Regions from separate parts of the Mus musculus genome. Here regions 2, 3 and 4 are each linked to region 1. A link is a loop called in an ENCODE intact Hi-C map of the cell type or tissue named here. Cell type or tissue: left cerebral cortex. All regions are shown on one strand.

What was found. Peaks named below come from ENCODE experiments on the same cell type or tissue, not always from the same donor. Only the 100,000 strongest peaks of a DNase experiment are listed, where the experiment ranks them.
Region 2: a loop joins it to region 1, with 4 times the contacts of the local background. A loop is called at or near these places in 23 of 42 quality-filtered maps.
Region 3: it touches region 1 in a loop (2.9-fold over the local background); 8 of 42 quality-filtered maps call a loop at or near these places.
Region 4: a loop joins it to region 1, with 2.3 times the contacts of the local background. A loop is called at or near these places in 2 of 42 quality-filtered maps.

The regions. Positions count from the first base shown.
Region 1 is chr2:146,630,530-146,638,529 of GRCm38, forward strand. No RefSeq gene overlaps it. Among named protein-coding and RNA genes, the nearest start is that of Gm52577, 59 kb to the left of the region's middle. In left cerebral cortex, CTCF peaks have their summits at 3,314 (motif pointing right) and 7,229; a DNase peak (open chromatin) is centred at 3,297.
Region 2 is chr2:146,956,355-146,964,354 of GRCm38, forward strand. The region is part of intron 12 of Kiz (kizuna centrosomal protein); the gene reads left to right. Among named protein-coding and RNA genes, the nearest start is that of Xrn2, 53 kb to the right of the region's middle. In left cerebral cortex, CTCF peaks have their summits at 3,115 (motif pointing right) and 3,346; DNase peaks (open chromatin) are centred at 2,418, 3,092, 3,345 and 5,311; H3K4me3 peaks cover 1,075 bases; H3K27ac peaks cover 1,007 bases.
Region 3 is chr2:147,251,968-147,259,967 of GRCm38, forward strand. The region is part of intron 1 of Nkx2-2os (NK2 homeobox 2, opposite strand); the gene reads left to right. It overlaps Gm39955 (a long non-coding RNA gene), which reads right to left and starts at 4,889. Exons shown (of 4, transcript XR_866809.2): 1 at 4,545-4,889; 2 at 3,402-3,497; 3 at 231-347. In left cerebral cortex, a CTCF peak has its summit at 4,972 (motif pointing left); DNase peaks (open chromatin) are centred at 2,409 and 4,943.
Region 4 is chr2:146,852,708-146,860,707 of GRCm38, forward strand. It overlaps Kiz (kizuna centrosomal protein), which reads left to right and starts at 3,173. Exons shown (of 14, transcript NM_001033298.4): 1 at 3,173-3,336. The coding sequence starts at 3,215. In left cerebral cortex, a CTCF peak has its summit at 3,145 (motif pointing left); a DNase peak (open chromatin) is centred at 3,120; H3K4me3 peaks cover 1,143 bases; H3K27ac peaks cover 772 bases.

The DNA.
Region 1 (8,000 bases):
TAGCCTTAGATTCAAGTGTCATATTTAAATAAGGCTCTGCTGAAACCAGCTAAATGTCCTCCAGTTGGTGACAGATTTCCTGGAAATTGATGTTCACAACAGTGGAAATGGGGCTCAGAGTCCAGACAGAGAATCCTGTACTTAGAGAGATTTTGTTCTGACCACTTACCTGGGGTCAATGGAATGCTCTGCGTTGGGGACCAAGTTTCATGTTGCCAGAGTTTCTGCCCAGCACTGTCATTTCTAGTTCTTCCTCTTTTAACCAGAGGCTTAAATGCAAGCGAAGTAAAAGTCAAGTCTATTTTAAATAAAAGCAGGGTGGTGTCCACAAGAGCTGCACTGAGTAGGAATCTTCTAAAGTAGAGGCAATAGTTCCGTGTAAGTAGCCAGCCACCCCTGTACCACCCAGAGCCTCCCACTGTTTCCAAGCATGACAATATGAAACTTCTTCATTGTGAGTTAGAAGACTGTGCTCTTATCCTTGGCCTGTGACACTTACCTTCTTGGATCTGGGGGGAAAGACAAGAAATGCGTCTTTCCAGTTTTGCTCTAAGGTCACCTTGTTTCCGTGCAGAACGGTTTGTGGATCCAGATGCTCATCCGCCTTTGGGTAGCTGGCATTGACAGATGAAGGTGAACCTCTCTGCTTGCTCCTGGGATAAAAAGAACATACTTAAACGAGAAGGTCACCTACATTGACTCTTCTCCCTCCTAGCAAAGCAAACAATTACCAAGACAATGAGGACAGCCTTAAGTTAGAGGCAACTGGGGTGTGGGTGGCATGTGGCCACCCTAACCTTGAAGGTGACCTCCCATAAGAATAGAAGTCACTGTGCAGAACAACAGAAGGCAGTCGAGGCATTTGTGGGGAAGCCAAAGGAAGGATCTTGTGTGGGGACAGCAGGACAGTCACTTGCTTAAGACCCTTCAGGCCAGCACACATCTCTGCACGCTCATTCAGATGCACTGTCTGGGAAGTGGGACTGGCAGAAGAAAGGCTTAGGATTGGAAAGCTGTGGGATCCGTTTGCAAGACAAAGCTGGTATGACCAATCTGCGGAGGGTCCGGTTAAAGGGACTGAGGGTAATCTGTGGGTTTGTCCTGTTAAGTTGCAAAGGGTAAACTCATAACTGGGCTGTGGTTCTCAGTGGGTTGGGCTTCGTATCCAGCTCCTGTTTTGCAATATCAAGAAAGAGAAGTGGAGCTGGAAACCTTCCTTAGAAATCAAGTTTTTTTGTTTTGTTTTGTTTTTGGTTTTTGTTTGTTTGTTTGTTTTGTTTGTTTGTTTTTTTGCCAGGCTTGGTGGCCCATGCCTTTAATCCCAGCACTTAGGAGGCAGAGGCAGGCGGATTTCTGAGTTCGAGGCCAGCCTGGTCTACAGAGTGAGTTTCAGGACAGCCAGGGCTACATAGAGAAACCCTGACTCGAAAACAGAACAGAACAGAACAAAACAAACAAACAAACAAAAAAGAACACACAATCTCACAGAACCTAGATCTACAGTTCAACCTGATTTGAAATTATGAGCATTTTTTTTAATGTTTCTACTACTTAGAAGAAGTGTAAGCAAATAAGAGAGTATTTCAACCGTTCCAAGAAAGCTTTTGTGTGAAGATCCTATGGGTTAACATTAGTTAAAAGGCTTAAAACAAATGGCCCTTTCCACTGATCATTCTTTGAGCTACTACACTCCTCTTCCAATGTCCTACGGACCAGAAAGATTGCTGTTCCATTGGCTGTATCCACTCCCAAAATCTTGACAAATGATAACAAAGTGAGAAAGCATTGGCCCCTGAGCTCCGTCATCCAGCAGAGAATTTTCTGGAATTTTGGTGCTCTCAGAAGTTCTCAACACTTAAGGAGATAATGTCTAGGTTCTCCTTACCACGTTCTCCTAGTTACATCATATGGCCCCCTGTTATATGCACCAAACTGATGAAATCTGTGGTTGGTTATTGAAGGAGAGCTGGCTACTGTTACTAGTTCTCCAAAGGCCTACACTCATTATAGCCTGTTCTAGACAGCAGGCTTGGCACCAGACAGCATAGATACCATTGTTGGATCCTATCTCAAAATTCAATAAACTTCAAAATTCAATAAACGGTAAAACACGTGTTGCAAGAGGAGCTTGCAGGTGTGAGGTTGGTGGGGGAGATGTATGTCTTCACGGGCTTTGGAAGCTCTGTTGAAGATTTTAGTATTTGTAGAAAGCACTGAAATCTCTGATCCAGAGGCTGAGATGGAGTAGTTTGGGGTTCTGAGGAAGAATCTAATTCAGAATAGAAGAGCAAACTGTAGAACAGAATTGTAGAACAGTGGAGATGAGTGGGCAAAGCAGTTGTGAAGATGATTTCGGGGTGCAGGTGATTTGGTGACCCCCCAACTGTGAGCAGTCACAGCAGAGAAGCAGAGAAGTACCACGTCCCAACCCTGACACCCCTGCAAGGGTGTCAAGCCATGTTTCTTCTGCACTGATCCAAGAAGACAGTTGTCCTTTTATCTCCATACTAAGGGAGCACAGATCTACACTAGTGATGCTTTATTCCAGCATCCACGGAGAGGTCAGCCCCATCTCTCCCTCTGTATCCAGGAATGTTGGGATCCTAAAATGATAGCGGCTTGGGCTTCTGCTGGCCATCCAGAGTATAGTGTCTACACTTCTGGAAGTAGTCAATTACCAGAGTGGTTGATGTAAAAAATAAACCATATTTTGGAGGTACAAGCACATTTTAGAATCACCATATGGTACATTGTCCTAGTATGCACATGGCAGTTAACATTTTAATGCACTATATGTGAGATAGGTGAGCGATTCAGTTTCACCTTAGTATCAGTCATCTGGCTGGAAGAGGCGATAGTAGGTCTGAGCTTACACAACACCTTATGGAAAGTGGAGGCAGTGTCAGCTGCTCGTTTATAAAACAAAACAGCCAGAAATGGGGTACCTGCACGCGCGCACGCGCACACACACACACACACACACACACACACACATACACATGCCTGTGCACAGACCTCTTTCACATGCCTAAATAGCCTGCCTAGAGCCTCCATTTTTGAAAGATAAATGTTACAACTGTACCAGGTATCCTTTTAAAAGGGGATATTAAGTTCTTGAGATGGTTGTAGGGAAAGGAGACAGGTTCCGAAAATATATATTCTTGTCCATCTAGGTAAGCATCTTGGCTTCTTAAAGTTTAAATAGTTAAAAAAAAATTAGCCACCTTTATTGTCTTAGTCCACCTAGGCGTCTGTGAGCTCCTTTCTCAGAGCCGTCATCATTAAATAAGACAGCAGAGGGCGCACAAGCACAGCATGATAGAAGAAGAGACCCTGTGGGTGCAGTTCGGCTCTTGGCCATAATTCACTTCCTGCCTCAGCAAGGTACAAATTCAGGAGTAAATGACTGTGGCCTTGGGCTATAGTCGACTTAAAGAGGCGTGCAGACACCTAAAAGGCAGTATGAGTTCTTTTTTACCGTTAGAATCAAAGGCAATTACACAGCATCTCTTAATTGTATCCTATAACACCTCTTAATTGAAATTAACTAAAGCTTCCTTCCACGGGTATTATTTTAAAAAACCAACCAGAGCTATTATTTTAAAAACAAAACAACAAAACAAAAGTCTTTGTAGCTGTCAGCAGGCTCAAATACCACAGGTTTGGGAGAAACGATGAAATAATTGGAATACCGGATTCCTTCCTGAGAGCTTGAAACAGGCCGTGAAAAAGGAGGAAGGCAGAAGCAGCACTTTAGCAGTAGACGCATTCGAGTAAACATCCGTTTCTGTGCACACTCCATTTCCATTGGCATCTGAGCACAGATCTTAATTCAAGAGGTTTAACCTGCTCTATGGGAAATGAATGAAAGAGAATGCAGCACAATGCTGGAAGAGCTTCACGTCTATAGACGGCTGAACTCTACCCCCATGCCCTGTAATTTGGGTGAGTTTCCTTCAAAACTATTAAGGCATCTTCATTGGAGCTGGGGTAATCCTCAGTGGCACTAATGGTGTGCTCCATGTGCCAGTAAGTGAGATAAACGATAGCAAACTTGTCTGAGCAGATGCACCTAATGACAGAGGCGGAGAAGTGTAATACGGCAAGGACGGAAACGCTCAAAGGCAGAAAACAAGAGCCCCCCAGAATCACTATGAGCGTGTTAGTGTCCAGGCACCAAGTGAATGATGCATGCGTCTAAATACCTTGTCTGTCTCCATCTCTAGTGCAGTCTACCTCTTTGAAAGGTCAGGGTCACAAACGGAGGAAGGAAACCCTCTTTGGTTTCAGATCTCCATTTCCAGAGAACCCCAAGAAGTTTCTAGTGGAGGAATAAAATGAAAGCTCTTGAATTACAGAATACTCGATGGGGCAAGAAGATTGTGTCTAATTGTAACATACCGCCGAAGAAAATGGCACATTTGTTTGCTTCAGGCTGAATTTTCACAAGCAAAAAATAAAATAAAATAAAATAAAATAATAAAATGAATCTTAGATAGAAGTGACTGACAGCATGGCTTGGCTAATGAGCTTGTTTCTCTTCCACTCCCACCCCTACTCTCACCCTCACACTGGCATGATTGAAGTCCGACATTGTCTTCTTATTCACATTTACAAAAGAAAGCTTTGAAAAATTTGGTTCCCCACCCTGGAGAGGAGGTGCTGCTTAACCAGGGGGTAACAAGATGGAGGCAGTATAATTTGGGTCCTTAGTAGTTTTAGTCTTTGGTTTAAATCTACAGTGGGGTGTGGGGGAAAGGATTGTTGAGAGAGGGGCAACATCTTTTGGCTCTTAGCGCAGACAATTTCAATGTTTTTAAATGAGCCAATAGAAATGGGCTTCCACAAGGCACTGTTGTGAGTGAGAGACTGCTTCCTGGCTTGCTCTAAACCCCAGAAACCTGACTGTAAAGATTAGGCATGGTTCCTTTGACCCCAGAAGCCTCACACAACACATTTTTCCAAGGCTTATTAGCTTGGAGTTTTTAAGGAAGACTGCGGAAGGATTTGTCAGGGATTGAATCCATACGAGGCATCAAACCCACATGAAATTTGTCAAACAAGTTAGAATGTATATATAACCTATCAATTTGAGATGTTTTTTTCTCATAGCATTTTCCCAGGGTGTGATTGACATGTCTAACTCCGGTTGAGATAAGTGTGTACAGGAGAGTCTGTCACTCTCAGCATTGGGATTTCCACCGTCTCCTTTTACTCCATTATTGTTATTACTGTTATTATTGTTGTATTAAGAACACTTAAAGGTAATAAGCTTTTGACACAGACTGTTAGTTCCTACGCACAGAGCAACGGGTATCATTACAGAGGTGTCGTGGATTGGATTCCTCTTCTCTTGATGTCTTCTGTGGCCTGTGCCATGGGTACACACACACACACACACACACACACACACACACACACACACACACACACGCATGCACACGTACACCATCACGGGTGTGCATGTGGAGGTCAGAGAACAACTTAGCGAAGTTGGTTCTCTCCATTCATCCATCCTTATGTAGAGTCCTGGAATCACCCACACTTGCCTGAGACGTCATCTCTCCAGCCCCAAACTTATTCTAAGGAGCTCTCAGGTGATTCTCATGCCAGGGCATTTCAGAAAACACAGGTGAATGCTTTGTTAGTGTCTGTTAGAAAGGTAGACCAGTTACTGCAGACTTCCTGTAGCCCAGTTACTGCAGACTTCCTGTAGACCAGTTACTACAGACTTCCTGTCAATTTTTTCTACCTGAAAATTGAAGGCCAAATGAGGACTAGAATTTCTCCTTGCTATACAGAAAGGGATTGGCCCCAGAACCCTATGACAAAATGTGAATGCGACCTGGATATGCCCTCTCATATACTTTATTCTCAGCTCTCCTAACAGTGTAAATGCTGTGTAGGTAGTTGCTGTGCTGTATCGGTTCGGGAGTAATAACAAGAATGGAGTATGCACATGAATAGGCAGAGATGTAATTTTTTTTCCCATTTGTTTCCATCTATGGCTAGTTAAATCTCTGGATGCAGAGCCTGGCTACTTAGCTCAAACCCACTGTCACCAAATTCCCAGCTAGTTTGGCCCTATTAGTTGATGTATAAAACATGGAAACAAAATGAACTTCTGAAAAAAAAAATCCCAAAACTGTGAACCCCTTAAGTCTCTCTGATATGTTTGCCCACTTTTCTGCTAAAGCTATGTTCCTCTAGGGAAGGGCAAGTTTTGAAGCATAGAGGTGTTAGAAGATGAAGGTGGGGAATGTTCTGTGTAAGAAACAAAGTGGGCAAAGAGAAGCAGTTATGTTGTAAATATGCTGATAAAAGTTACCCAACTCGGGACATGAGCAAATTCCCAACTCTAGTTGTGATGTTACTGTCATAGACGCGATTGTCCCTGGCAGTGGCTGCTGGCTTCCTGAAGATATTGCAATTTAAATAAATAAGCACACAGATCAACAACTCAGTTTGCTCGGTCCCACTAATTACATTTCCTGTGCTTAGAGCCGCATGTTGCCAGTGGCTATTGTATTGGTAAAAAATAAGCACCTGTAAAGAATATCTTCCACACTCTAGAAAGTTCCATTGAACATGCCAGTCTGGAGAGCTGGTGGGAAATAGGGGTGTGATAAGCCATCTGTCTATCCCTGAGCTCCGTGCATTTCTCTAATGTTGGTGGAGTGCCACAATAGAATTGTTCACTGGCTAAAGTGGAATCCAACATATCTTCACAAAGGAACAGAAAATGTTCAGAGAAGAGAGCATTGTTGGAATACCTCATTGTAGGCCTCAGTCCTTCTCAGATTGTTCAGTTGTTAACTTTAGACTCTCTGAAACCTTTGCCAATACTTTCTCTAACACCAGAGAAATGTGTGGAATTCCCCTGTCTCTTTTTTTGTTCCTTTCTGCTCTACAGCAGTAAGTAGGTGGGGGTCTCGGAGGTTGAGTCTCTGCAGCATCATCTAACTGGTATGACCATCTACAGAAGCCTGCTCTTCTGTAGCAGAGGATTGTGGGTACTTCTTTCTTCTTGCTCTCATCTTCTGGACCGGGTGGGAGGGGAGCAGTTGGCTGGAGATTAGGTTACTATCAGAGTTGGCATGCTTCTGTGTGATGAGAGCTAAGAGGAGGAGGGGAAAACAGGGAAGGGGAACCCAGAGGAGATTGTTTCAGGGTGTGCGATGTGCTCCCATATCAAAAAGGTCCTGGGCACTGCTGTGAGCTTTGCATTATTTCCTGAAGGTGGGGATGTTGGAGCTTGGATGGGCTTCGTGGCTTATGAGCAGGACCGTCCTAGTCTTCTGACAAGCTCGGTTGCTAAATGAGAATCAAAGTCTGAAACAGCAGTGGGTCTGACTTTCTCTCTCTCCTTAAAAAAAAATCATAACAGTAAGCATGAACTCATTCAAACTGTTAGAGAAAACAAACAAACAAACAAATGAAAAAATATGGGCTCAGTTTTGCCCTCTAGGAAAACGTTGAGGAAAAAAACTTAGTAAAATTACATTTCATAAAGGGTTCGAATGTCTGCTCTTCTACCTTAGAACCAGGAGTCATCTAGGCATGGGGCTGTATGCCTGTCACCTCAGAGCTTGGGACACTAAGGCAGAGAAGGGTAAGTCTAAGGCCAGCCTAGGTTAGTTAGATGGTGAGTCCTTTCCCCAAAGAAACCAAACAAAGCAAGCATATAAAGAGAGGGGTGAGAGGAAGTTGAGGTGGGGAAGGGAAGTGGGGTGGGGAAGAAAAGAGGGAAAGAAAAGGCAGGAGGAATAATGGCTTAAACGTCTTTTAACTCCTGCTAGCTTTCAACACGCCTCAGGAACTCTGCTTCACCCAGCCAATGAATCAACATCCACTTATTAAATCCCTGACCGCTGAATATGTTGTGCCTTAATGATATCGTTTATTCAATTCTGCTCTCCCCTCCCCAACCCCACTCCCATCCCCAGGCAACGAGATTTTTTTCTTCTTCTTAGCTTTCACTCCTTTGCCACTATATTCGT
Region 2 (8,000 bases), 330 kb after region 1:
ATGAGTTCAGCCCTGGCTGTGTGTTATTTTGTGTGTGACTTGATGGAGGGTTATGGTTTGGGTTTTTTGTTTATATAAAATAACAGCCGAAACTTTAGTCTACCTTTGAAAATATTTGCCCCAGAGCCAAGTATTGTTTTGCAGCTGTTGTTTCCTCGGTTTAAGACTCAATTGACACCTCAGTGAACCACAAATTAGCGTCTACAGCTGCTCGCAGTAGGACTGCTTAGAGACCACACAAAGGAGGCTGTCAGGAAAAGGGCAGGGAGAAGACATCAGGCCTTAAGAGAAATAAAGTGGCATGTTTCTTCTTTCTGAGACAATTGATAGACGACCGACTGGCAATTGCTCTGTATTATTTTTTATGTATGGATTTTTTTTTTAAGCAAGTCTTCCAGCCACATTACTCACTCCTTTCTTATGTGTCCTTGCTTACTCCCCTTAAAGGACAGAATGTATCTTTTCACACTTGCTAAAATGTAACACTTTTTGCAAGTTTTGTGAGCTATAATAAGTTCTGTGCTGAATTTGCCATCAGCATCGATAGTGATCATGCGGTGACTTCAAGTCACTTAGGAAACATTCATAATGTGAAGCTAAACAATTGCCTGATGCAGCGCCTACTCTTTTACTTTGGACTAAATACTATTTCAAACAGCCTGGCAGGTCTCCTTTGCAGTAGCATTGCTCGTTAAAAAAAGTGTCCTTTAGATGACTGCATACCTTTGAATTTACTACTTGACCCTGCTAAAATGTTAAAACATGACCTTTACATCGCTTCTGCCTTGTGTAATGTCCAAATAACAAAATGATCTAATCCAGAAATGTCATATTAAAAGGAAATGAAAATGGGGGAAAAAAATCTGTTCATTTGTATTTTACAGAAGCATGGCAGTATTTTAGGACCTGGGCTACTTGGATGGGTTAAGTTTCTCAAAACTTGATGAGTATCCAAAATGCGTTCTTGTTTATAAGAAATTACCTTTAATACCAGGTTTTTGTTTGTATTTTTGAGAAAGTAGGAACTTACTGGGTTTGGGAGAGTGTTGAATACTATATCGGTGGGTTATACAATAAATTCAAGTTGTGTGTCTTTTAAGAGGATTTTTAAAGGTCAGTAAATTCTACAGATAGTTTCCAGTTTTAATGTTACCATTTGGCTTAAAAAATGTATCCCTTTAGTTTTTAAGACTGTCAGAAGTATTTGTCCCCATTATGTTTTAAAAACATTAAAACAAGTCCCCATCCCACACACTGAGACAGGGTTTCTCTGTATAGCCCTGACTGTCCTGGAACTCAGTCTGTAGACCAGGCTGGCCTCAAATTCACAGAGATCCGTATTAAAGGCAAGCACCACTAGTGCCTAGCATTAAGACAAGTTCTTTATGTAGGTCCTTTGAGAAGTTCTTAAACACACTTAGAAAATAATAGGATCAGATAGGACACTTTCTCAGCCTGGTCATTTATACCTGGCCCCAGTTCGACAGAGGAAAAATAGAAATTGTTTTTCTACAAATTAAAGTATGGAGCCTCTTGTTATTATATTTCTGTATGAAATTAATTTTCAAATAAATCATAAGTAATCTCATCAGGCCCCTTTAAGAAAAAGAAACCCACTAAAAGGTCTTCCAGGAACCCTCAGTTCTGGACACTTGATAGTAATCTAGCATGAAAGGCTTTGAACGGTGAGTGTGGCTTGGTGTGCTGTTCTGCACAGTTTGGTTCTTGTGCTGGGTCTCTTATTGTTAATACCCCACCCTGGGCTTTGGAGAGCTCAGGTTTTGCTGTTTGTGCCTGGCTTTGCTGAAATTTCTTAGAGGCTTACATTTAAGGATCCCACTTACTGCAGTCACTCCTTGTGCTTTATTGCTTTTACAAGTGGTCTCGAAACCCAGTACTTGAGAATAAACATAACAGTGCTACGCTGCTGTAGCACTTTTAAAAATTCTTCTTTGCTCTGTTTTGTCAGTGAGCTGATGAGCAATCTCAAAAAAAAAAAAAAAAAAAAAAAAGACCCTGTTGGACCTTTAAAAAAAATGGCTTCCTCTGATGTCCTAGAGACAATAATTATGATGTGCTAGTTAAGCCCAAACTACAGCTGAGGGATTTTACTTTAAAGCAGGGGCTTGGGCGCAAAAATGCATTTATAGCTCTTTGTCTGCACCTCATTATGTGTGGGCCTGATTCATTAAGTAATTGGTTTGCAGTTGTTTACATGAGTATTAAGGCCTTCTTTTCAGCCGCCTTTGAGAGATACATTGTGTAAATGTTGCCTGTGATGAATGCAGAATGAGGGCCAGAGGGTCCCTCCTATTGGCTAAACAGTGCACTCTGTTGAAAAGCCAGAGAAAGGGATTGGGTGCTGCTTTGCATAGCAATGACTTTCTTAATAAGCGTTACAGATTAATACACACAAGCTATAAAAGATGCAAAGAGATACTCTTAGCACATTTATACATGCTCATTTCATTGTGACGGTGGCGGCGTCCCCGCGCTTTTAGATTCCGTTTTGCAGAGCAGAGGCTTCAGTGTGTGAGCCGTAATAGAATCCGATGTTTATTGTATTATAAATCACGGGCAAGTAGGCCGATCGGCAACAGTTTATTATTAAAGATTCTTTCAGTGTAAATCTTTTTCTACCATTGTATTTGCTTCAGTAAAATCATTTTGTGGTTGAGTGGGGATGAAAGGCATGATGTACGAAGGAGTGAGTCCTAATAGGAAGCTGTTCTCCGAGTAAAGACCACTTGTTCCCTTTTGTTCCGGGGTGCATGCCAGAGCTTCCTCTCCTCTGCAAACATTGTCTCTCTTTACCTTCCCCAGGAAGCGGCTTCACTCTCCAGGATCCATTTATTCAATGGAGAGTGTATCCTCACAGCTCCCTTGTAAGTTCAGCTTACGGGTTCCCTTGTAACTCCGGCCTTCTGGTTGAATCAAGATAAGATTTTTGCTGAAAGAAAAGAGTGTGTGCTTGCAGCATAATTGCCTAGGGGAAAGGTACTAAAAGTCACCGGACCACCCGCACCCCTTAACAGGGCCACCGTGGGTGGCATTTCTTGCCAGCCCTGCAGCCATGGGATCGGCCAGCGGAGGGCGCCAGCGTGCAGCTGATAATCAGTTGGTGGCCGCAGCTTTTCTTTCTTGTCTGGTCATTTATTTTCCCTGGAGCGGTATAAAGATACTTAGATACTAATTGTCCATTGAAGTAAAAACGAAAATTTTCTGGCAGTCCTTCATGTACCTTTATAAAGTGCACATCTCCATCTCCAGCTTAGGAAATCTGCATTGACCTTACAGTTAAGAAAAGTCACTTTATTTGACGGGAAGAAGTAAACTAGCTGGCCCAAGGACAGCAAAAATTACAGCACGTGCTGTAGGAGCTCCAACTGGCCATCAGGGGGCGCTCAGACTTTGTCAATTTAAACAGCCTCGGACTTTGGCGACCTTTAAAATTTAAGATTGGTATTTGTGGAGATTTGTTGGTATGGTTATTATTTATACTTTCGTTTCTTTCTGGATTACTTTTTCTCCTACATTTTTCCCAGAAAAAAATGTCTATTTTTGAAGGAAAGAAAATCCAGCCAAAGATGCTATTTGAAAAATTTTAATACTGATTACAAATCCACAGAAATTTTTGTGGTTCACAGCCAAGATAATACATCTTCTCATAGGTGGACTTGCCTCTCTTTTCATGTGTGTGTGTGTGTGTGTGTCGGTGTGTGTGTGTGTCGGTGTGTGTGTGTGTCTGTGTGTGTGTGTGTGTCTGTGTGTGTGTGTGTCTGTGTGTGTGTGTGTCTGTGTGTGTGTGTGTGTGTCTGTGTGTGTGTCTGTGTGTGTGTCTGTGTGTGTGTGCGTCTGTGTGTGTGTGTGTGTGTGTCTGTGTGTGAGTGTGTGTGTGTGTGTGTGTCTGTGTGTGTGTGTGTCTGTGTGTGTGTGTCTGTGTGTGTGTGTGTCTGTGTGTGTGTGTGTGTGTCTGTGTGTGTGTGTGTGTCTCTGTGTGTGTGTGTCTGTGTGTGTGTGTGTGTGTCTGTGTGTGTGTGTGTCTGTGTGTGTGTGTGTGTGTGTGTCTGTGTGTGTGTGAGTGTGTCTGTGTGTGTGTGTGTAGGCCAGAGGTTAATGCTGGATGTTCTTCTTGATAGCTCTATACCGTATTTTTCAATACAAGTTCTCTCAGTGTACTTGAAGCTCATCCATTTGCCTAGATGCAGCCACTGAGTTCCAAGAAGCTGCCTGATTCCATCCCACCCTGACCCCAGCACTAGAGTTACAGACACACATCCAGTTTTGACATGGGCACTGGGGATCCAAACTCGGGTCTTCATGTTTCACAGTAGGCATGTACTGACAGAGCCATATCAGTGGCCCTCCAGTCTTACAATTAGGCCCTAGAACAGGATGATGCGTCCCACTGAGGGCCATTTCTTAATTGTCCTCAACGTCACAAGTTGTATTCTTGGCAGGATCCTCAGAGTTAATTGCCAAATTCGAGTGGACCCCAAATCCAGTAATTCAGGTGTGTTTGTTAGTGGGATGTGGATTCCCCCCCCCCCCGGTATAAGGGAGGGAATGGCAGTCAGTATGTTGCTAACATTACCATAGTCCCCAAGTCTTCTAGTCTCTAAATTTGTCCACCTTTCAGGACCAGAAGTGAGTACCAAGCCCCATCCCAACTCTTCTGCTGTTGCTGTCTTGAGAAGGCTTATTGCATGCACCCCCTCCAGATAGAACAGCCACATTCTAGTGCTCTTGCTGGCCTGCTATGTAGACTTAAAGGGTGTCCTTCATGGTACCAGGTCAGATGCCATGCCCTAATGCAACATGCTATTCCATGCCTTTGGCCTTTCTGTTGTTTGGCTGGGATACACCTACTCAAATGCTTCCTGGGCAGAGGGTGGCTGTGCCATATACCATTCTAGTGGCCCCATGGTCCCATTTCTGTCACCACCTAGCTAGGTATAGGAGCTTGTTTCCCCTCCCCATGTGAGCTTCTCATTGGTCTGGCAGGTTTATCAGCAGAGCTGGGTAACTGCTGGACTTTCTGAGAGTGCTCAGCAGTTCACTCAAGCCTTCTTCGTGATGCAAAGCCACTTGCAAAGTGCCTCACCTCTGTCTGGTTCACCTTCCTGGCCTGTGGGACAATGTGTATTCTATCCAGTTATCTACAAGTGGTATGTGTAGGAGAGGCGTATGCATTTTCAAATGGAAATCTTAGCTCACTTCAAATTAGATTGCCTTCCCAAACTGTTCCAAAGCCATCTGCAGTCACAGTTTCAAGGAACAGGAAGGAGGTGGGCGTGCTTACAGGAAGCCTTCATGGGGTCTTTCCTGGCTCTGTCCTGTATGCTGAGGAGACTTGTCTTGGTCTTGACCTTCATGAGGATGTGGAGGCTCTTGGCATATGTCAGGGACCTGAAACAGCATTCCCAGCTGTGCCCTCCTTCGGGTGCCCTTGTCTTCAGTGAGTACTTTTGAAGGCAGAACTGGAGTGTGTTCTACTTTTTTTTTTTCTTACAAAGTGCCAAGTTTCCTGTGGTATTTTCATTTACACTTAGTTTGCTGGTTAGTTTTTGTCAACTTGATACAAACTAGAGTCACTTGGAAGAAGGAATCTCAATTGGAAAACACCCACATCAGATTGGCCTGTGAGGCATTTTCTTGATTGATGATTAATATGGGAGGGCCCAACCCAACACATTGTAGGCAATCCTGAGCCTGGTCCCAGGATGTAAAAGAAAGCAGGCTGAGTAAGCCTCGGAGAGCAAGGCCTGTAAGAAATGTAAGTAGTAAGAAGTGTTTCTCTCCATGGCCTCTGCTGCAGTTCCTGCCTCCAGGTTTCTGTCTTGAGTTTATTTTTAGGCCCCGAAATCTTATAGCTGTAGCTGTTAATCTATGTGTCTGTTCATTACCATGTTGTTCTTGTTGATCTGTAAGATACCTTGAAATTAGGTATGATAATGCCTCTAAACCAATGCCTCTAAACCTCCCCCCACCCCCAGGATTGTTTTGGCTATCAGAAGTCTCTTGTGCTTTCAAATAAGTTTTAAGATTGGTTTTTCTATTTCCATAGAAAACAGCACGAGAATTTTGATAAGGATTGCACTGAATCTGTGGATTTTGGCAAAATAGCAAGTTTCATAATATTGACCCCACTGATCCATGAGCATTGAAACTTTTTCCATCTTCTGATATCTTCTTCAATTTCTCTAAAGTATTTTAAAGTTTTCCTTAGAAAGGTCTTTAACTTCCTTGCCTAGGTTTATCCCAAGGTTATATATGGTTGGAGGGCAATTGTGAATGGGATTGCTTCCCCCATTTCTCAATATGCTTGTTAGTGATATATAGGAGGAGCTGCTGATTTTTATAAATTAACTTTGTATCCTGCCACTTTGCTGAAAGTGCTTATCAGTTCTAAGAGTTTTCTGGTGGAGTTAGTAGGGTCTCTTTTTTATAGAATCTGCAAGCACAGATAATTTGACTTTTTCTTTTCCTATTTGGTTCTCTGGTGTTTCTGCTCTAGCTTAGACCTTCAGTACATTTAGTAGACGTGGAGAAAGAAGACTGCCTTGTCTTTCTTTTGATCTCACTGGAACTGCTTTAACGTTTCCCTGTGTACTGAAACAGTGTTGGCTGTAGGTTGTGAGTGTTTTTGTTTTTGTTTTGATGTCTTACTGAATTTGGTTTGCAAGCGTTGTGTAGTGAACTTTTTCGCCTATGACCGGGGAGATTGGTTTGTCATTTGTCTTGTTTTTGTACCTTTATTGACACAGGAAAATCCTGGCATTACAGAAGGACTTTGGAAATGCTCCTTTCCTGTTTTATGGAATAGTTTAAGAAGCATTGGTATTAGTTCTCCTTTGAAAGTCGGGTAAAATTCACCAGTGAATCCATCCAGGCCTGGACTAGTAAATCAGACCTTTTTTTAATGCATTTATTGTATTTGTGTATGATGTTTGCTTGCATATATATGTGTGCCACATGAGTGCCTGTTGTCTTCAGAGGTCAGAAGAGGGTGCTGGGTCCCCTGGAAGTAGAATTATCCATGTTTGTGAGTGCCATGCAGGTGCTAAGAGCCATACCCTAGTCCTCTGTGAGAGCAACATGTGTTCTCATAACTGATGGACGTCTCTCCCATTCCTCCAGGATTTTTTTTGTTTTGTTTTGTTTTTTTAAATCAGTCTCACAGTTACTGAGCCACTGGCTTAGTCACTATTCTATTGCTATGATGAGACACAGTGACCAAGGCAACTCCTATGAAAGAAAGCATTTACTTGAGTGCTTAATCAATTATGATCATGGCAGAAAGCACGGTGTCAGGCAGGCTTTGTGCTGGAAAAGTAGCTGAGAGCCATACCCTGATCTGAAAGCAGAGCAAGAGAGACCGGACCTGGCATGGGCTTTTGATATCTTAAAGCCCACTCCCAGTGACACACTCCTTCCAACAAGGCCACACCTCCTAATCCTTCTAATCCTTTCAAACCATTCAACTTCCTGGTGACTAAGCATTCCAATATATGAGTCTGTGGGGGCAATTCTTATTTAAACCACCACTTTCCACTTCCTGACCCCATTATTATATAGGCTTGTAGCTATATAATAATGCAAAAATGTATTCAGTTCAATTTCAAAAATTCCTGTAGTCTATCACAGTCCTAGAACTGCTTAAATGTCTCTATTGAGACTCATGGCAATCTCTTAACTGTAATTCCTATAAAATAAAATTAAAATTAAAAATAAAGCAGATCATATACGCTGGCACAGAAAATACTTTACCATTTCAAAAGACTGGAAAGAGAGCATGGTGAGGAAATCCTGGACCAAAGCAAGAACAAAAGCCAGCAGGACAAACTCCAAGTCCTGCATCTCATCTCTGAGTATGATGTCAAAGCATTCGTCAGCTCTCCAACTCCTTTCAGCTTTGTTGATTGCAACACATTTCTTTCTCTTAGACTGGTCCCACACCAATCTGCAGCTCTCATTGGCAGGTATCCCACAAATCTGGC
Region 3 (8,000 bases), 620 kb after region 1:
CTTGTGTAAGCTCACAAATTATGGTGTTTATACAAGATATCTACAAATACATCTCTCAGAATATCGTCTAGTTAAAGAATACAAATGTGGATTTTTCTCGTGTTCTTGTATTGGATGAAAACCCCACTGCGAACGTTGGAGAGAAATGGTTATTGTGGACATCTTTGTCTTCATTCTGACTTCCAAAAGAGAGCGTTTAAGATTTTACTATGAAAGGGCTGGGACCATACCTTAGTGGTTAGGAGCACTCGCGCTCTTCCAAGACCCGTGAGGGTGTCAGGACCCGGGATTGGGAGTTACAGATAGTTCTGAGCTGCCATGTGGGTGCTGGGAATTGGCCCCACGTCCTGTGGAAGAGCAGTCAGTGCTTTTATCCACTAAATCATTTCCAGCCCCCCTTTCCCCTTCATTTTATTTATCTTTTAAAAATACAGTTCAGTTTACAGTTCAAATTTTATTGATGATGATGGTAGTGATGATGGTGTGTGTAGTGTATGGGAAGGCATGTGCCTCTGTGCATGGGTAGAAGTGAGAGGTCAAGTTTCAGGTTCTCTCTTTCCACTATGAAGCCTCAGGATCTAACTCAGGTCATCAGATTTGTACAAAAAAAAGTCTTTAACTGTGGCGGCATCTTTCTGGCCTCATTGATTTTGAGCCGGTGTGTCACTGTATTGCCCCTGCTGACCTGAAACTTGGGGTCCACCTGAATGAGCCCCGACATTGTTGAGATTATGAGTACCTGGCTTTGCACTTATAATTTTCCTCCTTCTGACTATGGATTTTGTTATCAAACTCAGGACAGCTTCATAAGACAAACCAAAGAATACATCTTCCTCGGTTTTCTGAATGAGACCCTAGAAGATGGGCCTGATTTTTCACTTGATTATTTTGAGAAATTTGTACAAGTACGACATCATTACATAAAAGAGCAATTGAAAAAAATTACATTCATGCACACAGTCCCATGTAGCTTTGTGTTACAAAACTGTAACAGCTTAAAATTATAATATTTATAATTACAAAACTCAGAACACTATATAGACTACAGTTTTACAAAAAAAAAGCACACTGAATTAGAAAGTCACATTACAAAACCCTCCCCTACTTTGGAAGCCAGGCTGCCTCCAGTTATAAATCATGAACCATTTAATGGGCTGTGCAGTTCTTTGCCACTTTCTTGGCTTCTCTGAACTCCAAGTTTCCTTAATTGTCAGGTGAGTTTGCTTCATGGCTCTTTGCTCCCTGGAGTTGTCAGGAAGAGCCAATGCAACAACTGTATGTCAGGTAGTTAGCCCAAGTTGGGTGTGCAGTGGGTGTTCAATGCACAGTGATGAAGTTTACCACCACATGGGCAATTTTTAATTTTAATAAATTGTTTCATTCCAGTCATAATTAAGCACCCATTGGAAACCAGGGGCTTTGGGGCACACCAGCAAAATCAAATGTGGCCTTCGATGTGCCTGGTATAGGGAATCAGCGCTGAAGCCCAAGGATCCATGAAATAAGATGAAATAAAGCAAAATTGAACCCTGTCTTCATGGTGCCCCTTTTGTTCTGCGTGGACAAGGTAAATAAAATCAGCTAGACCTGCTGGGCGGATCGGAGACCAAGTGTGGGCTCTGAGGCTGTCACATGTTGAGAACCACCTGAAATGAATCAAGGTGACTTGCTTTTCTGAAAATGGATCCCAGGTCTAAGGCCTAATTCTGGCCCACGCAGGTTATCACCAGTGTTTATCCATCGGAGCTGACAGGCATTCTGGGAAATCTTTGCACCAAGGCCTCACTTTCTGCCGCATATGACTATGCTAATTTTTGATATCCATTTCTTGGATAGGTTAATGGAGCCTTAGGGATGAGACTTAATTCCTGAACTTGTTGCAGAAGTGCAGCGAGACATGTTAGGAACGTGGTGATGTGCATCAGGGGGCAGAGAAAGTAGACTCGTTTATTTGAGCAGTTGTTGGGTTGGTGAGCTCGACTGTCTATTCATGGACAGGATTATACGAATGCAGAGTCGGAGCTACACCTCTAGAGAGATGGGTACACACATCTGCACACATCTGTATAGTACATTCACATTATGAATTCAACATTATAATTATACACCCGCAATGTGTGATTTGATATATTTACACTACTGTGTCAATCAGTTGTTAATTCTGCTTGCAAAACCATTAGAAGCATAAAACGGGACCTTGTAATGCCGGGACATTGGAGATAGCCCTCTTTGGGTATGCCTGGACAAGACCTGGCAGTCTTCCCTGCTTGGCAGTCAACCTTTTTTTCTCCTGCAGTTCTGCCCATTGTAGGGGTGTCAGATGCCAAGGGGCAGAATGGATTCGGAGGAAGCTGGCGTCACTAAAGCATGAATGGCCTTTACTGCTTCTGTGCCAAAGGGCTGAACCTCCCTGGGTGGGAGGACAAGGAGAGCTAGCTGGAGGGTCAGGGAACTCCATCATCTTGTGAGGGCTTCGGCCAAATGCAGGGCTGGTGCTGTTGTTCAGAAAGAGGGAGCTGGTGTGAGAGGCCCAGGGGCTTTCTTATGCAGTAGAGTGGAGCTTGATCAACACAGCATGAGGCTCTCTTGTCATGGGCTTATCTGGAGCCCAGTGTCTCTGCTGAAGAGCCTTGCAGGTTGTCAGGTTAGTGCTTGTTTGGTAAGAGAATGAAAAGCTGGGACCGAGTTGCAAATTAACTGGGGAGACTTCTCTGGCAAGTAAAAAAACAAGACAAAACAAAACAAAACAAAACAAAACAAAAACAATGCATGCTTTCTTCTTTTGTGGATGCAAGATTTCATAGGTACATAAATCCACATAGGTATTGATGATCAGACACTGATAATGAAACTGTCTGGGGAATTAGTGGGCGGGGCGGGGGGGGGAGAAGGAGAAGGATAGTGGGTGGAGTATGGCAGGGAATATGCTCAAAGTATATTATATGCTTTTGTGAACTTATGTAATCTTATATAATAATTTGACTTTAAAATCCAGGTTGTGAGTCAGTTGTGCTTGTTTGTGTAAGAGATCAAGCATGCTAAAACTTCAGCAGATGAAAATATTATTATTTAGAGCCCCTATGAAAGTACAGCTCCCAGGACTCACTCTGTGTGACAGTTCAGTGGGTGGGGCATGTCTCAGTGTTCCAGGACACAGGAAAGGGACACACATTCAGTGGGTGGGGCATGTCTCAGTGTTCCAGGACACAGGAAAGGGAACACAGTTATACGGCATGCAGTATCTCTCAAAGCAGTTAGAAGAAGGGATTTTGAGTGTGCTTACTATAGAAGATGACTAAATGCTAATGATCCGACTTCAGCATGTCCAATGTGTACATGCAACAAACTTCCACCCTATCCCATATGCACGTGCAGTTATGATGTGCAGCAAACCCACAAACCTCTGCCTCTGCTTGGCGATCTGGGACAGTTGCCGCTCAGATTTCCACAGGTGCCCTCACAACTGCTCTCTGCTAGGTGGACGATGGCAGTGAATACTAGAAGAGAAACCCAGGAATTACAAAACAAGGAGGGAACCTGGCTTGGTGGTAAACATCTTATTGTCACAGTCCATGGGAAGCTGAGGCAGGAGAATCAGGAGTCATCCAAAGCCAACCTAGATCACAGAGTGAGAGTCTACCTCAAAAACAAAATAATAACACAGGAGCCTTTGAAAGAAGTCAGAAATAACTTTGTAGACAGGAAAATCTTTCGCCTCTAAAGAAATCTAAAATTTTGGTTTCCGGGAGAAGTCGTGAAAAGGTTATTTCCCCTACACCCTTGCCTTCTGGGTCGGTCTACTTTAGAAGCTTCTTAAAAGCTTCATTTAAACTTGCTGAGAAGTTGTCCACCGGGGACAGAATACAGATATCGGGGCCTCGGAGACTCTGGGGCAGCTGGTTTCCGATGTGAGCGGATTCTATGCTTTATAGGGAGTGCCACAGAACACGGGGCACTTTACAGGTCACCAGAGAGCAGTTCTCAACACTGGCTTCATCAGAACCAACGGACCCAATTCCCCAACTACAGCCCAGACCATTCCCAGCAGAATCTCTGTCCATGGGGTTCAGGCAGTAGCAGTGCTTAAAACTTGCCCAGTGACCTGGTCCAGGCCAGATGAAGAATCCCTGCTCTAGCAGGAAATTCTGTTAGGAGTAATGGCGATCAGATTTCCAGCTAGCAGAATATCATGGTTTTGTTTTGTTTTGGTATAACTTGCTGTACTCTTCAGCTAGCCTTGAACTCAGGCTCCAGCCATCTCCAGCTTCAGTCTTCTGGGTAGCTGGAGCACAGGTGATATCACCACTCGTGGCTCAGAATCACATAGGAGACAAACAACAACAATAACAACAACAACAACAACAACAAACAAACAAACAAACCTATGCAATAATTGCTGTTTTATCTTAAAATGAATAACGTAGAGCATAAACTTATTTGCGTTCTTAAAAAGGTTTCCCTTGCAATGCAAAGGAGAAAGAGAAGTGAACAGAACAAGAGACTAGGGAGAATATTGAGCACATGTCTGTAGAGGCAGGACATACCTCAGGTCTGACAGTTGTGGGCTAGAGCCAGGGACCAGAGACTACCTTTTCAGGATGAACTTGAGACTCTTCAGAAATCCAGCCTTTTTCTGCCAGTTGCAGAGGCCCAGCCTTTTCTCTGTTGTCACTGAGGACCCACAAAGGCCCACACAAATCTCTCAGGAGGTCCTCTTGAAATCAGGCTCTGTGAGGCGGCTGCCTCTGTGTTCTGCATGGGAACAGCATCTGCAGACTCGAATATGAGGTCCGGGGACAGAGGTCAGATTAGTGACACAGGTTCCCAATAGTCTGGAGAGGCCCTCTGGTGCTGCAGGCTTCCTCCACACAACCCAGAGTTGGACATCCAGCTGGGAGAAGTCACTGGCCTTTTGAAACCCCAGAGAAGCATCTGCCCCTGGGAATGATTTGTCAATCTCCTGCGCCCTCTAGCGGCAGATGCCTGTCGTGCCTGCACCAAGAGAGTACTTCAATTTTTATCCTATAGTAAGTATTCAGAGGTCAAGCTGCTACACATTTCCTTCTCTCTTGTCTATCTTTCTACCTGACTATATGATGCTTCCACAAGTCTTCTATGCATTTACAAATGACTAATGTATATATTACATATGTATTCATTTCTGTATGTGTAGATAGAAAAGTAGATATGTAGACACATACATGCTTCATCCATACATATGAAATATGTCTTATATTTAACCATTTTAAAAGATATTTTTGTATGTATGTATGTATGTATGTATGTATGTATGTATGTATGTATGTATGTATGTATGATACATATTGAGACAGGATCTCTCTATGTAGCTCTGGTTGGCCTGGAACTTGCCCATAGACCAAGCTGGCCTTAAACTCAATTGTCTGCCTGCCTCTGCCTCCCAAGCACTGGGATTGGGATTAAGGGTATATATATGTGTGTGTGTGTGTGTGTGTGTGTGTGTGTGTGTGATCATGCCTGGTAGTAGTGTACATATACATATACACATATACATATATATACATGTTCATATAATATTTGCAAATGTAAAAGTACTTTTAAAATGTTACATAAAATATATATTTGACATATGCAATAAGATTTGATTATATAACTATAAATGTTATAAGTATGATATATCAGACTAATTTATAGTATGCATATTTTCTATAGACTATATATTCATATTTGTAACATATTTATATGTGTTATGTATAGTAATAGATACAAGGTTTCAGTGTATAAAAGGAATCCAATCGTCTCAGTTGGGTATAGTGGAAATAAGTTAGTATCCTAGCTTGCTCTCTGTTATTGTGATCAAACACTGACAGAAATAACTTTTGGGGTAAGAAAGGGTTTATTAGGATTTAAAGGTTATGATCCATCATTGAACAAAGCCAAAACATGAACTCAAGGCAGGAACCAGGAGACAGGAACTGAAGCAGAGGTGATGGAGGAATGCTGCTTACTGGCTTGCTCTCCATGGCTTGCTTGGCCTGCTTTCCTATAGAACCCAGGACCACCTGCCCAGGGGTGGCACCACCTCCAGTGGGTTAGGACTTCCCACATTAATCATTAATTAACAAAACACCTCACAGATAGTCCCACAGCCAATCCGATGGAGGCAATTCCTCAGTTGAAGTTCCCTCTTCCCAGGTGACTTGAGTCATTAATAAGAATAAGACAACCCAGCGGATTCATTTGATTTGCCTTCCTCTGGGGGACATTTGGATTGGTTTCCTTATTTGCCCATCATGGGAACTCCTTGCATGTGCGACTTTGTTCGTATGAGGTGTTTTTCTCCAGAGCACAAACTTGTCTTTCACTCAAGCCAGGAACTTAAGGCTGAAATGCAAAGTCTTGTGAAAATGAGAAGGGATAGAAACAGGACGCTTTGTGAACTGAGGACCAAGTTGGCCAGAGGGTGGGGTGTTGGGAAATGGAAGAGTTGCTTTTACCTGTAGTCTGGAGCTTTTGTTTTGATTTTTAATTAGGAAAAACAACACTTTTATGTGGCTCAAAATTTAAAGAGAATGACTGAACGGATGTAAGTAAAGTCCCCACCCCCTTTTCTGACTTCCAGCTACACAGTTCTTAATGGAGATCCCCAATATCAGTGGTCCTTTTGGACTCTACACAAGATCATTTATATGTGCGCAAACAAGAAGACAGATCTCTAGTACAGGTGCTCCCCAGTAGTAGAATTCCAACTCAGTTGTAGGGTCCCTTTCTACATGACTTGGCAGTTTCTACTGGTGCAAAATGGTTCACTTCTCTAAGACTGGAGCCACCATGTATTATGTTATTTACCAAGGATGTAAATTAAACAAAAATGGAATCTTAGAGGGTTATTTTAAAACGTTATTGTAGTATGGTTTCAGCTAAATACTAGCAAGGAGCCTAACTCGCTGCACTGTCTACCAGATGGGGGCTTCTTCCACCAATTCTAGATGCAGCTTGCTGTGGGCTTGAGGCTCCTTGGGTGCTATTTTGCAGTAGTTCCACTTTTCTTGTCCCCTCCTCACCAAGCTCTCCACATTTTGGATATGTGCTGCTAACCTCACGGTCTATTTTTTATCTTCCTTCTCTGCTGTGTTGTCTTCTCCTGGATACTAGTGTATAAGAACCACTGCAGAGGAAGATTATCCAGCTGAAGAGAATACTGCAGGAGCCTGGGTGCTGTGTGCCTTTGGGCATCTCTGCTGCTCTGTTTTCCAGCCTGTTGTCCACATGATCTTCTCCCACCTCCTTATGTGGCCCACTCATCAAGCAGCCAACATGAAGCCATGCTTCCAAATATGGCCGACACTTATGTGACTTTCCCTCCTGTGTTCAGAATGCCTGACTTAGACCCAGCAATGGAAACAAAGCTACCTTCAGTCCCATGAACAACCAGAAATGTGCCCTGGGCCTCTTGTTGGCACCTGTCTATTGGGTAGCCAGGCTCTCTTCTATCTCCCCTTTTACAACCATGGAGAGGATAGCACCCTGTCTGAGCAACTTCACTGTCTCAAAGCCCTGCAACCCAGCATGGTACCTGACTGATGAACAATGAATGCCTGGCCTTGTATCCAGAGGCTGCACTAGCAAGCACCTCCCTGTGTCTCTTCATTTCTCTTAAAATCTTGATCATTAAATCTCAGCATATCTTAAAGAAAATCAACACTGAAACAGATCCCTGTTATATATCCACACTGAAGACGTTTTTCTAGAATCTTCATTTTATGTAGTCAGAGCATCCTTAAATTGAAAATCCAAAGACTACATGTTCCAAAATTCCAAACTTTTTGCCCCTGACATGAAGCCCCAGTGGAGATTTCCACGCTGATCTCACAGATTGGTCATCTCCAGAGCATGTCAGAACTAAAAATCTTATATAAAGTTACCTTCAAGCTCCAGGTAGCTGTACATGAAACATAGGTTTTATGTTTACACTTGGGCCCTACCATTAACCATATTTCATGATATCTGTGCAAATACTC
Region 4 (8,000 bases), 220 kb after region 1:
TGACCTGAGTCAGATGGGTATGGTTTATTGAATGCATGTGGTAATACTGATTGATCAGGATCATACATCAGAATTCAGGGGTGGAGTCATGGCATTGAGTGCCTTTTTATGTCAGCTTATAAAGGAAAAACAAAAACACAAAAACCATAATGATCTCATATGCAGGTGCAAAAGTGTTGTGCGGTGGTCAGCTTTGACTCGAGCCATTTTAAACATAACATTTCATATTGTCCTTTGATTTGATGGATCCTACAGAAAGCTTTGTGGAATACCTAACATGCACAAGGCTCAATTTAATTTTTTTTAAAGAACATGATTTTTTTAAAAGGTAAAATTTTAATCTCAACATATTCTCAAAAGCCATGCCCTTACTTAGATTAGAATAGTCTGGGGGTTGGGGTTGGGGCCTGGTCATCTACAGGCCTTGAAGGACTTACCAAAGTACTGTAGTAAAACTTTAGTTAGATATGTATAGGTTGCTTTTCTCACTGCTGTGATCAAATGCTAACAGAAGCACCTTAAGGTGGATTCGTTCTGGTTTGTGGGTTAAGAGGGAACAGTCTGCCATGGTAGGAAAGGGATGTCAGAGTTCACTATAGCAAACGTGTGTAGCTGAAACTCCTCACATCTGGGTAGACACAGGAAACAAGGAACAGGGAATTCTGACGCTCTCTTGTTGACTCGGTCTCTATTCCACCTGGACCTTACAGCCCCTGGGATGCTGCAGGCTACATTCAGGATGGATCTTTGTCTTCCTTTAAATCTCTCTGGAAATACCCTCAACCAAGGCATGAGTCTCCTAGGTGATTCCAAATCCAATGAAGCAGATGATGATTAGGCATCACACTACAGGCTGTAAATTAACCTCAGTACACTAGCACTACATCAGTGTGATAGAATGAGTTGACAGAGTAACTAAAAGCCATATCAGTGCTAACCTTACAACTGGGCAAGAGGGTCCTGCACTAGATCTGCATATTACAGGCCTGCTCTTGTCCCTTCCTGACCACTTAATGTGAGGTCGAGTGGATGCCCATGGCAGTTCACACACAACTCCTAGAACACAGTCCCAGGTACCCAGAATCCAGGCATTTCCAACTCAGAGGGTCCCAGACTGCTCTCCAGAGTCTTCAAAGATCTCTTTCCTGGGCCGTTCTTATAAGGAACCATCACTAGTATTTAGCTTTAGGCCAAAAGGAGGCTGAGACAAACATATGGATACAGATGGGATTGGTCGAATGGGGAGAAGGCCGGGCACATGGATCCCTACTGTGAGTGAGGTGTGTCTCATCATGCAACCCTGAAATTAGGGAATTATTAATTTAATTAGGGTGGAAAATTAGGGGGTGGATTAGGAAAGAATCAGAGAACTAAATTCCACATATTTAGGAACATGGACTGTATTTCCATGTTCTTAAAAAGGTATATTGGTCAAGGCAGGAGCAGAGACCCTATTTTGCTTATAGCCCATTATGCTGATTTATGACATTTTAATTCAATGAAGCGCACACGTGTGCATGTTTGTGTGTGTGTGTGTGTGTGTATGCATGTGTGTTAGAGTGTACAAGTAGAGGTTAGAGAACAACTCTTGGGAATCAAATCAAACTCAGATTGCCATACCTGCAAAGAAAGCATGTTTCATTTGCTGGGCCATCGTCTGGTCCACATGTTTTTGTTTTTAAGCCAAGGTCGGTCAGGCCCGCCTGGAATTAGAGATCCTCCTGCCTGTCCCCTTGAGTCCTGAGATTACATGGATATATTCTACCTTTCAGCATTTAGGCAGACAGTATGAGGAAGGAAGGATAGGCAAAATCATAATTTAGGGTTGCTGACTTGACCATTTCGTTGCTTCCCCTAATGCCAGTATGGTACTATAAGTCAGAGCGCAATGGACATGTGCAGTGTATAGTGAGCATGTTATAGTGGGACAAGACACGGACACATGCCGTCAGAAGCAGCTTAGATTTATTATGCCTTGATTTTTCAATTGAGTTTTGGTCATTACACATTCAGGAACGGTTTACTGTTGCTGAACTTTTTGACACACAGCTCCCTATCCCTAACCCATTCAGATATGGTGCAATCCCCATGGAGTCCTGACACACTATTAAAGAAATGTTGGTGTCAGGGATGCTTTGCATGAAAATAAAACTACCGACTTGAGAAAAGAGACATAAAATTAAAAGTCTAGGATAAGGAACCACATTGACTACAAGTACGTGTGTACATTTTTTTTTTTTTAATTTCCTATTCCAAGTGGGTTTTAGAATCCAGTTGTCTTTCTTCAGGAAGCCTTTTGCCATGTTGATGGAGGCAAGAATAAAGACTGATTCTGTTCTGGGCCTTTATAACCAGTAGTTCCTCTGAACTGATCTAAGGTTAAGTTAGTCTTGCTGTAATAGTCTGCCCAATTCACTCTGGGGCACCTAGGCTTTTTGTATGGTCACAGCTGAGTTGTGGGACATAGGGTTTATGCCAATGTAGTCTGGCTGGGGGCCTTGTTGGAGAATTGACTGCAGAAGTAAACGGTTTGATTCACAAGGACCTAGTTAGAAACCAAATCTTTCTCCCCTGAAAGGGCTGATGGCAACCTGAGCATTGAAAAACATTCCAGCGTGGGATGGCATATTTGGTTTCTTTGTTTGTTTGTTTTATTTTGTTTGGGGGTGGGGTTTGGTGTTTTGAGACTAGGTTTCTCTGTGTTGTCTTTGTTGTCCTGGAACTCACTCTGTAAATTAGACTGGCCTCGAACTCAGAATTCCTACTGCCTCTGCCCGTAGTGCTGAGATCAAGGGCATATTTGCGGTTCTTAAATTTTGTTTTCTTCTAGCTTTTTGTTTTGCTTTCTAAGTGCTGGTATCAAAACAATCTTGTCACAGGGTCTCTCACTGCAAATTCTAGGAAGGTAAATAAGAAACTGCATCTGATAAAATGAATGCGTGTAGGACGGATTCTGTAGGGGAAGAGAAACACAGCGGTAGCAGAGAGAACGTGACACAGCTCCCTTGTCTTCTCCCTGTACCACCAGGGCTGCTCCACCCTTGCCAGTCTCTCTGTCTTCGCCCCTCCCGGACCCACACCGCGGCTAACCCCGCCTCCTCGGCGCCCCGCCCTTCGCCCCGCCCTCTTCAGGCCGCTAGGCGCCTTGTTTACCCGCGGTGCATGTTGGGGCGGTCTCCTTGGGCAACGCTGGCCCGCCAGCTGCCCTGTGGCAATGCCGCGAGGGCGCGGTGGCGGTGGTGGTGGCCTGCGCCAGGCCTCCGCCACCTCTGCGCCCTTGGCGAGCCCCAGCTACTACGAAAGGGTGGGCCAGCTCCAGCAGGCTCTGCGGGACAGGTACGGCCGCGGGACGGGGCAGGGAGTCAGCGGCGCCACTGAGAGCATCGGGGTACGGTGTCCGGCCCACTTCCCGCCAGTGGTTCACTAGTGTTGGAACTCGCCTGCGACCCCCAACTAGCCCCAGAAGGGGTTAGGAGCACAACTTTACCACGGATGCCCCTTGTTTGAAAGCGCAGAGAGACTGTAATCTCTCATGACAACCAAAGCCAGGTCCCTCAGCCTGCGGATGCGGCCGGAAGTGAGAGTGGGAGTTTTTTTGCCTGCCAGTCTTGATCAAACCTTGTGAATTTCTTTAGTCCTCTCTAGTCCTACATGCCCCCTCCTCACTCTCTCTTCAAGTTGTCATCCTACTTTGACAGCCGCACTGCATCAAAGATGACAGGTCCAGGAACGCAGGCTGGAATGGTGTGTGTGTGTGTGTGTGTGTGTGTGTGTGTGTGTGTGTGTGTGTGTGTGTGTGTGTGTTTGCGCGCGCGCTGTAGTCTTTTAGAAGTGTCTGGGGCTGACTAAATTTCTAGTAAAAGGATGAAATTTTCAACGGGTTCAGCTTCGAGGGTTGGGATTGCCTTTGATTAAGACATGAAAGATGAGAACCATTGGAAAAAGCTAGATCTAAGAATGCATAAATAGAAAAAAGTACAAAGCAATTGACTATAAATAACCACATGGAAAGATAAGTTGTTGGAACACTTATTTAGCTGCCAAATTAATTGGACTTAGAAATCTCATTAGTTGACAAGAAAGGAAATAGATTTTTGGATCTTTTGATAAACAAAACATTTAGTGGGTGTTAAAGTTACAGAATCATTCAGAAGGAACAGGAGGGCTGTAACAATTCTAAGATCATAACAGTAATTGCAGGTGAGGTAAAGTAAGTGATTTTTCAAAGGAATTGCATCTTACACTAGACTTAATTTTTGCCAATTACTTGTTAAGTAACTCCCACGGGCCCTAACTCTTCTTTCCGTGTTTTATCTTCTTTCTACATCCGTTTTTTTTTTTTTTTTTTCCTTCTGACACAGTCCTGCTCACCTACTCTAGGGATCTCTTAATCTCCCACTTAAGAAAAAAAAAATTAACCATTTAGGCGTATGTTGGTGGTGGTCTATGCTGAAGAGACAGAAATAGGAGGACCACAGGTTCAAGGCCAGCCTGGGATACAAGCCAGCCAGGGCAGCATAGTGAGAACCTATCTCCAACACACACACACACACACACACACACACACACACACACACACACACCTTTATTTTTCCTACAGAGCTTTTCTTTTCTCAATACTTTCTAATGTTTGCACCTTCAGTGTGCTTAGTGAGATCTCAGAGAGAATACAATAGAGAGAGAGAGAATGTGTGTGTGTGCATGCACAAGCACGTGTGCACATGCGAGCTCAAGTGTGCCTACATTGAGAATTTTAGGTGAGAAGCAACACCTTTTGCTCACTGTGTAGTACAATGGTGGAGGAGGTGTTTTTGTAAAATGTTTGAATTTATGGGTTAAATCCAAAAGTCAATTAGCCAGCGTCTAGGTGTTACAAATGCCTTATGTGGAATGCCATCACCTCATTGTCACTGAATAATGATCTTTTTTCCAGTTACCCAAGGTGGTGGTATTAGATCTCTGCATATATATATGTGTACACATATATATATGCATCAGCTAATTTAAAAGCAAGAACTTTAGTTTTAGTGCCTTTATCTCATTGTCTGTTGTAGTTCAAGAGTGGTATAGTTACCTTTGGCCTTTACTTATTTGTGTTTTGTAGGCAAAGATCTGCTCTTAAAATGTGACTGATTTAAATGACATTCTTTTTGAACTAGGTTAGTGGTAAGTTATTTTTGCCTCCTATGCTGGAAGCACCTGGTTCTTTATGGTCCTTATGGCACAATAACTGTAATGATTATCCACTTTATGTTTAGCACTTTTTGCTTTAATTAGGAAGCAAGGTAAGGTTGTTGAAGTTACATAAGAAACTGGAGTCAGATTTTATGGCCTGTTCATGGTCCTGCATTTGAAGATTTGTTTTATTTTTAAGTCAGTGTAAATCTATTGCTCTGTGTGATCATTTTTCATTTTAAGAATCTGTAAGTGACTCTAATTAATGCATGCTACACACAAGATAGAAGCAAATAACTCTAGAGAGGGAGCTATAGTAAATGAGTAGGAACATGAGTTCTGCCCATGACAAGTCATGAGACTTCACCAAGGGTCACACACACACACACACACACACACACACACACACACACACTAAATGTAATAACATTTTAAAAATTAAAGCCAGTCTCATCATAGGGACCACTATTTCCTGAAAGTCCATGTTCATCTTCAATATTGTGAATTTCACAGCAGTTGGAAATGCTTTTATCACTTTGGAAACTTTGGGGAATCAGGAGATTAACAGCAACAACAAGTACAGTTCAGCCTTCTTGGCCCTTTTAGAGGCAGTCATTGAAATGTTAGCTGATCTGATAACTGAGCTTGTTCATCGAAACTGTTGTATTTTAAACTCCAGTCATTTTCCTGTGTATTCCCACATAGGTGTAATTTTATAGCTTGAATGTTTTTCTATGTGTGTGTAGTGCTTTCTCTCCATTGTTGTGAAAGTCCGTAATTGAATCTGAAAGAGTCTAATGGAGTGACATGTTGCAGTGTGTATAGTGCCCACAAGTGTGGTAGAAACATATAAGTGCAGCTGATACTTAACAACTACTGTATATAAAAACATCCTTTGAAAGGTCCATTAACCAGCCCCAGTTATTTTCAATGGTGATACCGATTCAGGGCAACATATCATAATGGTTCAGAATTGACGCTGAGATATTAGCTGAGTACAGTTGAGGGTGATGGAAAACCGTGGTATTGAGACACAAATTGACTAAGTTCCTTAAAATGTAGAAAATTCAGCTTTGTAAGAACAGGCCAGCTGTGAAAACCCAGATGAGGGTACAAGTGACTGAAACAAAGACTCTGTAAGTATCTCAGGTTTGGGCATTTCAGAGATTCTGAAATAGAGATTTGATATGTAGGCATTATTTGATATGTAAGGATTATTATGGTGGTCCCACCAATAAGCCTTCCCTCTGACTTTTTACTGAGGTAAATATCCAGTGTTTAGACCTTATGTTAAAACTCATATGAAGGATTACCATTTGGAGATGCAGCAGCATGGAGGAGGGAGTTAGATGAGGAGTTGACAAAATCAGCACCATTTTTTCGTGGAATAGAGAGCCACAATGTGTCTGTGGTTGCTAAGATATGAAGTGTTCAGAGAGAGACCAGCAGTGTGACCAGCAGGTATCTGCATCCACAAGAGAAGGAACTGAGAACAGAGATCTTTCCAACATTATTAAAAAGAATTTGCAGTTTCGGAGGTGATGGAATTTAAAAACAAAACAAAACAAAAAACAAACAAACAAAACCCAACATGGCCCTTTTTCCCTAGATTGCAGAATCATTTAAAAAATATTTTAAAATAGACTCAAATTTATTGAAAAGTTGCAAACATGGGACAAAGACCCAGCATTTCCCTCATCAAGATTCTCCTGAAGTCCCAACAATATTATATTTTTATTTTCTTTTCCCATACACTTACCTAAAATCAGTGCTCTTCTGTTAAATACTTCAAACTGTGATGTGAGTATGTGATGGTCCACGTCATTAAAACCTTCAATGTACTATTAAAAAAAACAAAAGAAAGAAAGATGCTCTTCTATATAACCATGGTACAGCTCTCACAGTTACCCTTCAGCCTTGCTGTGTGTCCCTCCACACACTCAATGCCAGACATAAGTTGTCTTAGAAACCAATTTGTCTTAGTAAGGGTATCTATTCCTGTACAAACATGATGACCAAGAAGTAAGTTGGGGAGGAAAGGGTTTATTCAGCTTACACTTCCACATTGCTGTTTATCACTAAAGGAAGTCAGGACTGGCAAGCAGGTCAGGAAGCAGGAGCTGATGCAGAGGCCATGGAGGAATGTTACTTACTGGCTTGCTTCCCCTGGCTTGCTCAGCCTGCTCTCTTAGAGAACCAAGACTACCAGTCCAGGGATGGCACCCACAAGGGGCCCTCACCCCTTGATCCCTAATTGAGAAAAATACCCCACAGCTGGATCTCATGGAGGCACTTCTCCAACTGAAGCTCCTTTCTCTGTGATAACTCCAGCTGTGTCAAGTTGACATACAAAACCAGCCAATACAATTGACCCCTTGTCAACTTGACACACATACACATCACTATTAAGCCTTTCTTTCTGGTCCTTTCTGGTCTAGGGTTTAATTGAGAAACATGGCTTACATTTGGTGTGCCATGTTGCTTCTGACCTCTTGGGATGATTGTTTAGTCTGACCCCATCTGTCATGTTCCTGGCAATTTCTTAAGTATAACATGTCTTCTAGAAGGTGACCCCAGGTTAGATCCTTTAGATGATTCTTCTTGATCAGACTTCAGTCATTCAGCAGTAATACCATGGCGGTATAGAGCCCTAGATGTATTTAAAGATCTTCCTGTCCTTGTAATTTAAGCACAAATTCCCTATACCATCTAACCATTTGTTTTTCACAAGTCAGACACACAATTGGTTATAAAACCCTTGAAGGTTTAATAATCAAGATGTCAGTAAAGATTTCTAATGTGGAAATACATATATGATGTCCTTG